Regions from separate parts of the Homo sapiens genome. Here region 2 is linked to region 1. The links are chromatin contacts, found by Hi-C or POLR2A ChIA-PET in ENCODE. All regions are on one chromosome and are shown on one strand. Each heading gives the region's core, a stretch centred on a gene start or an enhancer-like site at or near the end of the contact. The rest is flanking DNA. Distances are from core to core; before and after follow the strand shown. Region 1 has its middle 24 kb from the start of MDS2. Region 2 holds the start of ELOA (elongin A).

Region 1 (5,336 bases), core at 864-3,363:
TCACACCATTCTCCTGCCTCAGCCTCCTGAGTAGCTGGGACTACAGGCGCCCACCACCATGCCCAGCTAATTTTTTGTATTTTTAGTAGAGACGGATTTTCACCCTTTTAGCCAGAATGTTCTCGATCTCCTGACCTCGTGATCCGCCTGTCTCGGCCTCCCAAAGTGTTAGGATTACAGGTGTGAGCCAACGCTCCTGGCCCTAATTTTTGTATGTTTTGCTAGAGACGGCGTTTCACCATGTTGGCCAGGCTGTTCTCAAACTCCTGACTTCAGGTGATCCGCCCGCCTTGGCCTCCCAGAGTGCTGTGATTACAGGCATGAGCCACTGTGCCCAACCAATTTTTTTTTTTTTTTGAGATGGAGTTTTGCTCTTGTTGCCCAGGCTGGAGTGCAATGGTGCCATCTTGGCTCACCGTAACCTCTCGAGTTCAAACAACTCTCCTGCCTCAGCCTCCCAAGTAGCTGAGATTAAAGGCATGTGCCACCATGCCTGGCTAATTTTGTATATTTAGCAGAGATGGGGTTTCTCCATGTTGGTCAGGCTGGTCTTGAACTCCCGACCTCAGATGATCCACCCACCTTGGCCTCCCAAAGTGTTGGGATTACAGGCATGAGACATCGTGCCCAACCAATTAAAAAAAATTTTTTTTTTTGTAGAGACGGAGTCTCCCTATATTGCCCAGACTGGTCTCCAACTTCTGGTCTCAAGTGATCCTCTTGCCTCAGCCTCCCAAAGTGCTGGGATTAGAGGCATGAGCTACCCCAGCCAGTGGCCTCCTCTTATTGATTTGAAAGAGATTTTTTTTTTTTTTTGAGACAGTCTTGCTCTGTCGCCCAGGCTGGAGTACAGTGGCATGATCTCAGCTCACTGCAACCTCCGTCTCCCGGGTTCAAGCGATTCTCCTGCCTCAGCCTCCCAAGTAGCTGGGATTACAGGCGCCTACCACCAAGCCTTGCTTTTTTTTTTTTTTTTTTTAGTAGAGACAGGTTTCACCGTGTTGGCCAGGTTGGTCTCAAACTCCTGACCTCAGGTGATTCGCCTGCTTCGGCCTCCCAAAGTGCTGGGATTACAGGTGTGAGCCACCGCACCTGGCCGTAAGAGATTTTTGTATATTAAGTCGAGCAACTGCAAAGTAAGCTCTTGATTCCAGAAGCAATTTTGGTATTGCCTCTTCCCTTCCTCCATGGAGCTAGGAGAGGAATGATTTGTACTCTCAATCCAGAAAGGCTTTTTTATAGGAGAAATCTGGAGAAGATGGAAAACAAGAGATCTTGAAAGATTCCAAGTATTTTTTACTTCGGAGGATTTTCTTCTTGAACCTACCCTTCCCGCTTCAAACCGTGGAAAGACCACTGTGCTCCCCTGTGGCCAGAATGACCGGGTTGCGCCCTCATGGCAGGGTGGGGTCTTTCTGGCTTGCTGCACTCTCTGAGCCAAGTGGGTCCCCACCCAAGAAATCTCCTTGCTCAGGAGCTGTGCTGATGTCAGAAAGACCCAGCTGACTGTCCTCTCGCCAAGCCCTGGCTCAAGTTGTCTCTGCTGCTGGCCAGCTGTGTGTCCTTGCCCTGTCCTTTAACCTCTCTGTGCCTCAATTCCCTTGTCTCTGAAATGGAGAAAACATTGCCCACCTTTCAAGGGTTGTAGGGAAGATTAGACAAGGTCATGTGTCTAAGGCTCTGGATACAATGCCTGGCATGGTGTAGGTGCTCCAGAAACACTTGTCAAATCAGTAACAAATAGCTGTTTTCCTTTCGTTTGTTCTTGTTAGTTTTGCGTGCATGACGTGTGTGTGTGTGTGTGTGTCCTTTTTTACCTTGCACTTTTTTCCAACTGAAAACTTACTCAACTTTTCAGAAAAGTAATAAAGCAAACCCCTTCACTTTAACCTATGTGGGTTAGGAATCTTTGGTGACAAGAAACAGAAATAAGTTGGAACTCGTAGAAATAATAGAAAGTGGGGAGAATGTATTAAAAAACACAAGGGTGTCACAGATTCCAAGAGCCTAAACTGGGGATTCTTCTCACTACTAATCCCTGGAGGTCGGCTGTGTTTTCCTCTCTCCTCCTCTCTCTCACCCTCTCCTGTCTTCTCTCCAGACTGGCATTCTCCTCCACTCAGTCACGCACAGCCTCATGGCTGCAGCCACCTGCTTCTCCCAGGGACAGTCTCAGCTACCTGCAAAGACTCACTAACTGACCCTAAGTCCCTAAACCAGGTTCTGGTTAGGGAGATTCTGATTGGCTCACACTGGGCCAGGTCCAGTCAGATGTTGTCCCTTGAGAAACACATAGTGCGTCACAGCCCGAGGGCAAGTGAGTTCATCTGATCTCCTCTTGGTAGACAGGAAAAGTCTGGGCCAGCTGAGACACTCCAGAGGGACTGGGGTGGAGGTAGCTGGAAACTGAATTCAGAGCTCATGGAATTCACCCCAGAAGGTCAGAGCTTGAAGGAGACTCACATATTGCCTGATCCCACCTCTGCCCACAGTTCATAGAGAGAATGAGGCGCAGAGGTATGTGGTTTGTCCAAGACTGCCTGGCCAGTCAGTGATGGGGCTGGACAGAAACTCAGGTCCCCTAGCACCATGGCTCAGGCTTACATTTTCAGACAGTCAGATGATTTCTCCAAGAGCAGTGCTGTTCAATAGAACCTTCTGGTTTTGCCAGGTGCAGTGGCGCATGCCTGTAATCCTAGCTCTCAGGGAGGCAGAGGTGGGAGGATAGCTTGAGCCCAGGAGTTCGAGACCTGCCTGGGCAACATAGCGAGACCCTATTCTCCACAAAAAGGAAAAAAAAAAGACAAAAAAAAAGAACTTTCTATTTTTGTGGTAACAAAAATATTTTATATCCATATTGTTGAATATTGGTTACGAGCCACATGTGGCTCTTAGCACTTGAAATTTAGCTGTTGTGGCTGAGGAATCAATTTTTTTCTTTTTTTTTTTTTTGAAACGAAGTCTCATTCTGTCACCCAGGCTGGAGTGTAATGGCGCAATCTCGGCTCACTGCAACCTCTGCCTCCCGGGTTCAAGCGAGTCTCCTGCTTCAGCCTCCCAAGTAGCTGGAGCTACAGGTGTGTGCCACCACACCAGGCTAATTTTCTATTTTTAGTAGAGACGGGGTTTCACCATGATGGCCAGGCTGGTCTTGAACTCCTGACCTCAGGTGATCCGCCTGCCTCGGCCTCCCAAAGTGCTGAGATTTCAGGCATGAACCACCACACCTGGCCACCCCATTCTCTTAATGAGTAAACTGAGGCAGAAAGAGACCAGGTGGCTCACTCAACTAGCCAGCCTCCTAAGTCTGGGTTCTTCTGGTGAATCCCTGCAGAAGAGGGGAAGGTGGGAAGAAGAAACAGAGAGGGAGAGGGAGGAGGGGGAAGGGCCAGAGTGGGGACTGAGGATAATGACTGGGAGGAGAAGTCCGGGAGGACTGAAGGGAGGAGGGAAGAGAGCGTCTAACCTGGACAGGATTGTCCATCGGTCCACTATTTCCCCCAAAATGCGAGGCCCTGCCCTATTGGTCTTGGCTGTGATCTATGGGGGCTGTGACTGCATCATCTCAGTCATCTCGTTCTTTCTCATCATGACCTTGACCACACTCAACCAAGCAGGCTTCTTGGTGAACCTGAAGACATCTCTCCCAGGTGGGGCCTCTCCTTCCCCTCCTCTATTCTCCCTACCCTCTCCACCCTTCCCACCCTGGGCAAAGGCTTGGCTCTGACTGGAAATAGGAGGTCAGAAGTAGATAGCCCAAACAGAGGACAAAAATGGGACCCATGGGCTAAATCCAATCGCAAAAGGTCTGGATTTAGCCTGAATAATGCTTTCATGAAATTTGAGACACCATTAAAAAATTAGGTCTGACAGGCCAGACACAGTGGCTCACACCTGTAATCCCAGCACTTTGGGAGGCTGAGGCAGGTGGATCACGAGGTCAGGAGATCAAGACCATCCTGGCTAACACGGCGAAACCCCATCTCTACTAAAAATACAAAAAATTAGCCAGACATGGTGGCAGGTGCCTGTAGTCCCAGCTACTGCGGAGGCTGAGGCAGGAGAATGGTGTGAACCTGGGAGGCGGAGCTTGAAGTGAGCCGAGATCGCACCACTGCACTCCAGCCTGGGCGACAGAGCGAGACTCCAAAAAAAAAAAAAAAAAAAAAATTAGGTCTGACAACACTCGGGTAGGTTTATGCCCTTTATGTGGTCTCTTAGCCACCAAAGCCAATTAAAGGTAAAGTCAGTTACCTTTCATTCTGCCTTTCATCCTATTTGAGCAGTCATTTGTCTTCACAGTAAAGAAATATTTCAGTTGGCTGTGGTGGCTCACGCCTGTAATCCCAGCAGGTGGATCACCTGAGGTCAGGAGTTCGAGACCAGCCTGGCCAACATGGCAAAACCCTGTCTCTACAAAAATAATAATAATAATAATAATAATACAAAAAATTAGCCAGCGTGCGTGGTTGCACACGCCTGTAATCCCAGCTATTCAGGAGGCTGAGGCAGGAGAGTTGCTTAAACTTGAGGGGGCAGAGGTTGCAGTGAGCTGAGATCGTGCCACTGCACACTCCAAAAAAAAAAAAAAGAGAAGAAAAAGAAATGTACCCAGGATCTCATAGCTATGGAAGATCAGGGCCAATATTTGAGCCCAGCTCCCCTGACTCTAAGACTAAGTGGTTTGTACCACATTAGAGCTGCCTCTAGGACCATGGGGGAAGCTAAAATGCCAGCTCCCCAGGGCTAGGGGCTTTGGTGCTTTCATTCACCAGTGACTAGAACAGTGCCTGGCACATGGTAGGTGCTCAATCATACTTGCTCAAAAAACAAAATAAATTAATGCATAGATGAACATGACATAGTCTATAGTCTATTACCATATTGTAACTGCTAGTTCAAGAAGTCTGACCTATGCTCTAGTAGAACCAGGAGGGAAGAGAGATGCTTCCTGCCCAGGGGCTCAGAGCAGCCTTCAGAAAGAGTGACCGATGGGTTGGGCCTTGGAAGATGAGATGCGCTAGGTGGGGATATTAGGAGAGAGCATTCTTGGCAGAGGGAAGCATGTTAGTAACGACCTGGAGGTGCGGAGAAAAGATGAGTCTCCTGAGGCCTCCCTGCAACTTAGTAGGTGGAATCAAGATTCAAACCCAGAAAACTCAACTTCAAAGCCCATGCTCGTAACCACTAACTACCTAGACTGCTTCCCATGCAGCAAATAGTGAGGGCTGACCCTGGGGCATTTCCGAGGAAGAACTGACAGAAGTGGGTGACAGAATGGATGACAGGGGAAGAAATGGAGAATGACTTCAGGTCACCAGTAAGTCACTCAATGA
Region 2 (5,336 bases), core at 1,419-3,918, 92 kb after region 1:
AAATGTTGCTGATTGAAGATGGGTAAATAGCCTCTGACCTTAGGGATCTCATTCCTGTGTTGAACACTCGTGTGTAAACCAAGGGTTACAATGGTAATCCCCCAGTGAATACATACAGAGTACCAATTTTAGAAGTGGTTGAAAAGTTTTTTTAAAAAATCAGAGAATTACACATGTATAATTAGCTGCTCATCCTAGAAGTCATATATCCAGACCAGGCGTGGTGGCTCATGCCTGTAATCGCAGCACTTTGGGAGGCTGAGGCGGGTGGATCACTTGAGGTCAACAGTTCGAGACCAGCCTGGCCAATATGGTGAAACCCCGTCTCTACTAGAAATACAAAAATTAGCCGAGCGTAGTGGCGCATGCCTGTAGTCTCAGCTACTCGGGAGGCTGAGGCAGAAGAATTGCTTGAACCTGGGAGGCAGAGGTTGCAGTGAGCCCAGATCTCGCCATTGCACTCCAGCCTGGGTAACAGAGTGAGACTCTGTCTCAAAAAAAAAAAAAAAAAAAAGTCATATATCCAAATGTAAGAGTACTTTGCAGGTAAGCCTGACTCAGTCTGACATAGGGGTGGCTGTCTGGGAGCAGCACACCCACTCCAGGATCCCCCAGAAGCATTCGTTGTTTCTTTCTGTTTTTTTTTGGTTTTGTTTTTTCTGTTGCCCAGGCTGGAGCAGTGGTGCGATCATGGCTCACTGCAGTCTTGATCTCCTGGGCTCAAATGGTTCTCCTAACTCAGTCTCCCAAGTAGCTGGGACCACAGGCACGCACCACCATGCCTGGCTAATTTTAAAATTTTTGTATTTTTTGTAGAGGCTGGGTCTTACTACGTTACCCAGGCTGGTCTCAAACTCCTGGGCTCAAGCAGTCCTCCCGTCTTGACCCCCAAAGTGCTGGGATTACAGGCATGAGCCACTGTGCCCAACCTCATTGTTTCTTTTCATTTTGGTTATTGAGCTCTCTCTGGATAACATCTGCAGAATGTTTCATGTGTCCCGAGTATGTGCCAGGCCAATTACTCAGCAATTCTGCTTCAAGAATCAGTCTGTATTCCATTACACCAGTGGTACATTTTCAAAATGGAAGGAATATAAAATGTAAAAGTATTTGCTACGCAGAGGAGGGAGACACTACTGCTGGGACTAGAATCGAAGTTTTCTCACACCCAGTTCAATGCCTTTTCTACAACATCCCTCAGTTGAGCCTTAGGGTACCAAGTGGATGGTCATTAGTCTTGTATGGACTTTATATCCAATGCTGATTATAAGGTCTAGATGATGCTAGGTGGCAGAGATTCAAAGTTGGACAGGTCGGTTACTGTACTTGATAAATAAACAGCCCAGTGGCAAGACAGATAAATAAACTGACCATTTACACCCTGAAAAGGTGGTCAGTTGCTTAGGGAACTGGGGGAGGGGCGCCAAATGGAGGAGTAGGGACATGGTAGAGAGGGCTTTTCAGCATAGTGAGTGAATGAATGCTCATTTGAAGAAACAACTTGTGTTTAAGATGTTTTTCTTTCTTCCAGAGCTAGAATCTGGAAGAATCTCTGGGCTTTCCTGCTTTGAGGGAGAGATCAGGCTAGGTGCATTGCCAATTTGCTGCTGAAGATCTGATTAGGTTCTGCTTTGATGTGATCAAATGAGATGTAATCAGTGCTGGTACTTTAAGTGAGTTTGCAACTATTTAGTTGCTCTTTTTAGTAGTAGTATTAGTAATGGTAAAACTTAGTGCTTTTAGGATGAGAGTAGACGGCCTGAAGAATAATATCTTGGGCTCTTCTAATCAAGCCATACGGCTCATTGGCAAGTCATCAGAGGAAACATCTATCTATCTATACATTCATGCAATAAGTATTTATTTAGTGCCTATGTGCCAGACACTGTTTGTGGGGAAAACAAGACACATGGGCTATTATTGCCTCATGGAAGGAACTAAGCTGTTTGGATTTTGAAAAATCCCTTTCTCTGGGCCTCAATTCCTCGACCTGTTCAGAAATGTGCGCTCACAATGGTCCTAGACATCTTAGATTCAGGTTCCATTTTCAGTTCTTTCCTGTCCTGCGGCCATCTGCAAGTTAATTTGGTCTCCCTGAACCTCAGTTTCCTCATCTGTAAAATGAAGATCATACAACTCGTTTCATCAGGTTGTACTGAGGCTGGAAAAGATAGTCTAACTACTGACGCATCGTGTGCTCAGCCTAGGGTGGCTGCTACCGCGGGTGCCTGCGGACTCCTAGGACGGGCACCAGCCCGGGACCCCTGACAAGGTGTTGATTAGGGTGTGGCTAAGCCCCAGGCGGGAGAAAGCGTTGGCATTTATAAGGCCAGGGTCTGGCGCGGTGGCCTCATTCCGTCTTGAAGTAGACCCTGGAGAGGTCTTCCAGGCTTGGGCTCAGCACGCGAGCACAGGGAGCGGGGGTGCCGGCGGCGGAGGCGCGTACGGCCCGAGCAGCCCCCAGCCCCCAGCGCGCACACTTGGGCCAGGGGCGCGAGGAGTGCGCGGCCGCCGGGTGGGCGCTGGGGAGCGGGCCCTGGGGGCGGAGCCTGCAGCCCACCGCCCCCCACACACCCCAGCCGAGGCCCGGAAGGGGCCAGGCGCGCTTCCGTCTCCGCCGGGGATGCACGGAGGGCGGAGCTGCGGCCCGAGGACGCGACGCGAGCCCAGTTCCGGCGAGGAGGCCGCGCCAGTGACAGCGATGGCGGCGGAGTCGGCGCTCCAAGTTGTGGAGAAGCTGCAGGCGCGCCTGGCCGCGAACCCGGACCCTAAGAAGGTAAGCGAGGGGGCGGCGCGTAGCGGGATGGGCGTTGGGTCGGTGAGGGCCCCGTAACGGTCGCGGCCCGAGCGTGGCGGGGTTCGGGGGCTGGGACCCTGAGCCAGGCCCCGCGGGGCTGGGGTCGTGAAGTTCGCGGCCATTGACCGCTGCCCGCGCGTTGGGACCCCGTGCGTCGGGCGTCGGGACGCGGGGCCCCGGCCGCTCCCCCTCCCTCACGGGCCCGGGATGGGGGCGCGCCCGGTGCGGACACCGCGTGCCTAGCGCTTCCTCCCAGAGGCGCTCCGTGGCGTCCCGAGCCAGCTGTTTCCTGCGGGAGAGCGTGCCCGGGGCGGGAGGGCGCTGGCCGCCGCCTCGTTGGCCTCCCGGTGCCTGCGCTGGTGCCCGGCTCCCCGCGGAGCGGCGCGGACTCCCCAGCGGGTGCGTGTTCGCTGGGAGGAGAAGACGGGCGCCCGAACGCTGCGGAGCCTGGACTCGCGGTCTGGTCCGCGCCTCTCGGAGACGCGGTTACTACTCTCCGGCTGGATATCAGAGCGTGGACCTTTCGCTTTCTCAGTGAATCCCTTTCAAAACAGAATAAAGCCTCGCGTCACCTAAGCATACTCCTGAAAACTTAGGTTGGAATTGAAAAAGAGGCGGGGGCCCGGGGTTGGAAGTCGCAGCTAGGTTTCCTTTTGGCCATTAATAGGAAGGTAAGAGCTACCGTTTCTCGTTGTTCGAGTGATGGACAACCATTTTTAATTGTAGTTAACTAGTTTTTGTTGTTTATTGTACAAACTGAATATTAAGTTAAACGCGTTCTTGTACCTTTTCATCTTTCTGTCACTCACTTCTCTGGTCTCCAGGAGACAGTCTGGTGGTTGTCAGGATTTTTTTTTTTCTTTTTTTTTTTTGAGGCGAGTCTTGCTCTGGTCGCCCAGGCTGGAGTACAGTGGCGCGATCTCGGCTCACTGCAACCTCCGTCTCCCGGGTTCAGGCAATTGTCTGCCTCAGCCTCCCGAGTAGCTGGTATTGTAGGCGCCCGCCACCACGCCTGGCTAATTTTTGTATTTTTAGTAGAGACAGGGTTTCACCATCTTGGCCAGGCTGGTCTTGAACTCAGTTGTCAGGATTTTTTAAGTGGAAGTACAACGATGAAAAAGCACTTATGTGTTTGGCATTCTCCGTCATCATTCTGGCCGGGGCGGGCAGTTCTAGGAGTTGGAACTCAGTCCTGGTGGAAAAGGAAGTCGTGGAGGGAGGGCTAGGGCCGTGGGGGAACTGCTCTGCTGAGCCTCTTCCTCACCTGCTGCTTCCTAGGACTAACCTGAAAGGCTAAGGTACCAGGCTGAAAGTCAGTGCTCAGAAAACCAATCGTCATTCTTTGGGGTTTTTTTTCTTGAAGAGCCACTTTCTCTTTACCTTGTTCTAGCCTGTTGGAGGTAGGGTTTCTGCAATTCCAAAGGCCGTACACAGCCTCTCACCATCAGACCACTTTTTAAGGCTCTTCGTTCATACCTAGCTCGAAGATTCACTTCCTCAGGAAGCCATTTTAGTTACAAATCTGGGAAAACTTAAAATGCTTTCATTGTGCCATGTTTTCTGTTGCAGCTTCAGTACCGTACCTAGTGGTCAGGCATACTTACAAGTTTCTTTTTACAGTAACCCCTTGTGGACATCTAATAAATGGTCATTATTTTTTAGTACTAGTTTGTTTTCCTGAACACTGTAAGATCTGTGACTGACGTTTGATACCTTAAAGCAGTGCCATATAATAACTACCCACTATTTGTTCTTTATTTCTGTCAGATAAAAATGTTCTATGTAGTGTCTACAGTCATTTTTTTTTTAACTAGAATTTAGATTTGGAAGTAGTTTTTCTATTAGTTGATTTGCATGAAATACAAAATTAGGAAAAGGCTTATTCCACCTCAACCTAGTTGAACTATTAATGATTTTTTTTTTTTTTTGAGGATTTGGGCTCTTTCTAGATAGAAAATCACCCTGAACTTCTAGCTTTGCATTGTGAAGTGAGCATCATGAAGATGAGAAAATGTTGGGAGATCATTTTTGCAAAGGGCATAATAGTCGGCATTCAGATATGAGTTAACTGCAGAGGGAAAATTGCAAGCTGTCATGTTGGCCTTGTTCCTCTCAACCTTCTGGTAACCTAACAAGCTCCTACAGGTTGTATGTGAAATTGCAAGATGATTATATAGCCCTGTTGAATTTACAACCAGATCTTGCTTTCAAACCATTATTAGCCAAGGGTTTGATTCCACACCTGTGTTCATGGATTTTTTGGTACTAGACATTGCTGTAACTCTGTTTTCACTTTTTCATCTGTTATCTTGGCTCACTTAAGGGAGAAGGTATCAGCAGCCTAGGACCACTTGGTTTCTGTTTTTATGTTTCATAGTTCATGGCTGATAAAAATTACCTGTCCTTAGGCCGAGTGCAGTGCCTCACACCTGTAATCCCAGCACTTTGGGAGGCCGAGGTGAGTAGATCACCTGAGATCAGGAGTTCGAGACCAGCCTGGCCAACATGGTGAAACCCCTTCTCTACTAAAAGTACGAAA

Evidence for each region. Hi-C counts contacts between places; a loop is a spot of excess contacts on that map. ChIA-PET counts read pairs that join two places held with the same protein, here RNA polymerase II (POLR2A). Pooled maps may share reads with other maps.
Region 2: a loop to region 1 is called in a map with no recorded cell type, with 2.7 times the contacts of the local background. The contact joins the promoter of ELOA here to the enhancer-like site in region 1. A Hi-C loop is called at or near these places in 1 of 168 maps with a recorded cell type or tissue (OCI-LY7), 5 of 37 single-sample maps with no recorded cell type and 5 of 50 pooled maps. POLR2A ChIA-PET finds 5 or more read pairs at or near these places in 6 of 52 experiments (H1, OCI-LY7, activated CD4-positive, alpha-beta memory T cell and 2 more).

Annotation. Positions count from the first base shown.
Region 1 is chr1:23,649,043-23,654,378 of GRCh38, forward strand. No RefSeq gene overlaps it. Among named protein-coding and RNA genes, the nearest start is that of MDS2, 24 kb to the left of the region's middle. Within about 2 kb of position 2,114, at least 7 of the 41 ENCODE cell types and tissues checked have a DNase peak (open chromatin) inside an H3K27ac peak, as active enhancers do.
Region 2 is chr1:23,740,803-23,746,138 of GRCh38, forward strand. ELOA (elongin A) reads left to right here and starts at 2,669. Exons shown (of 11, transcript NM_003198.3): 1 at 2,669-2,776. The coding sequence starts at 2,702. RefSeq lists silencers at 2,471-2,700, 2,851-3,330.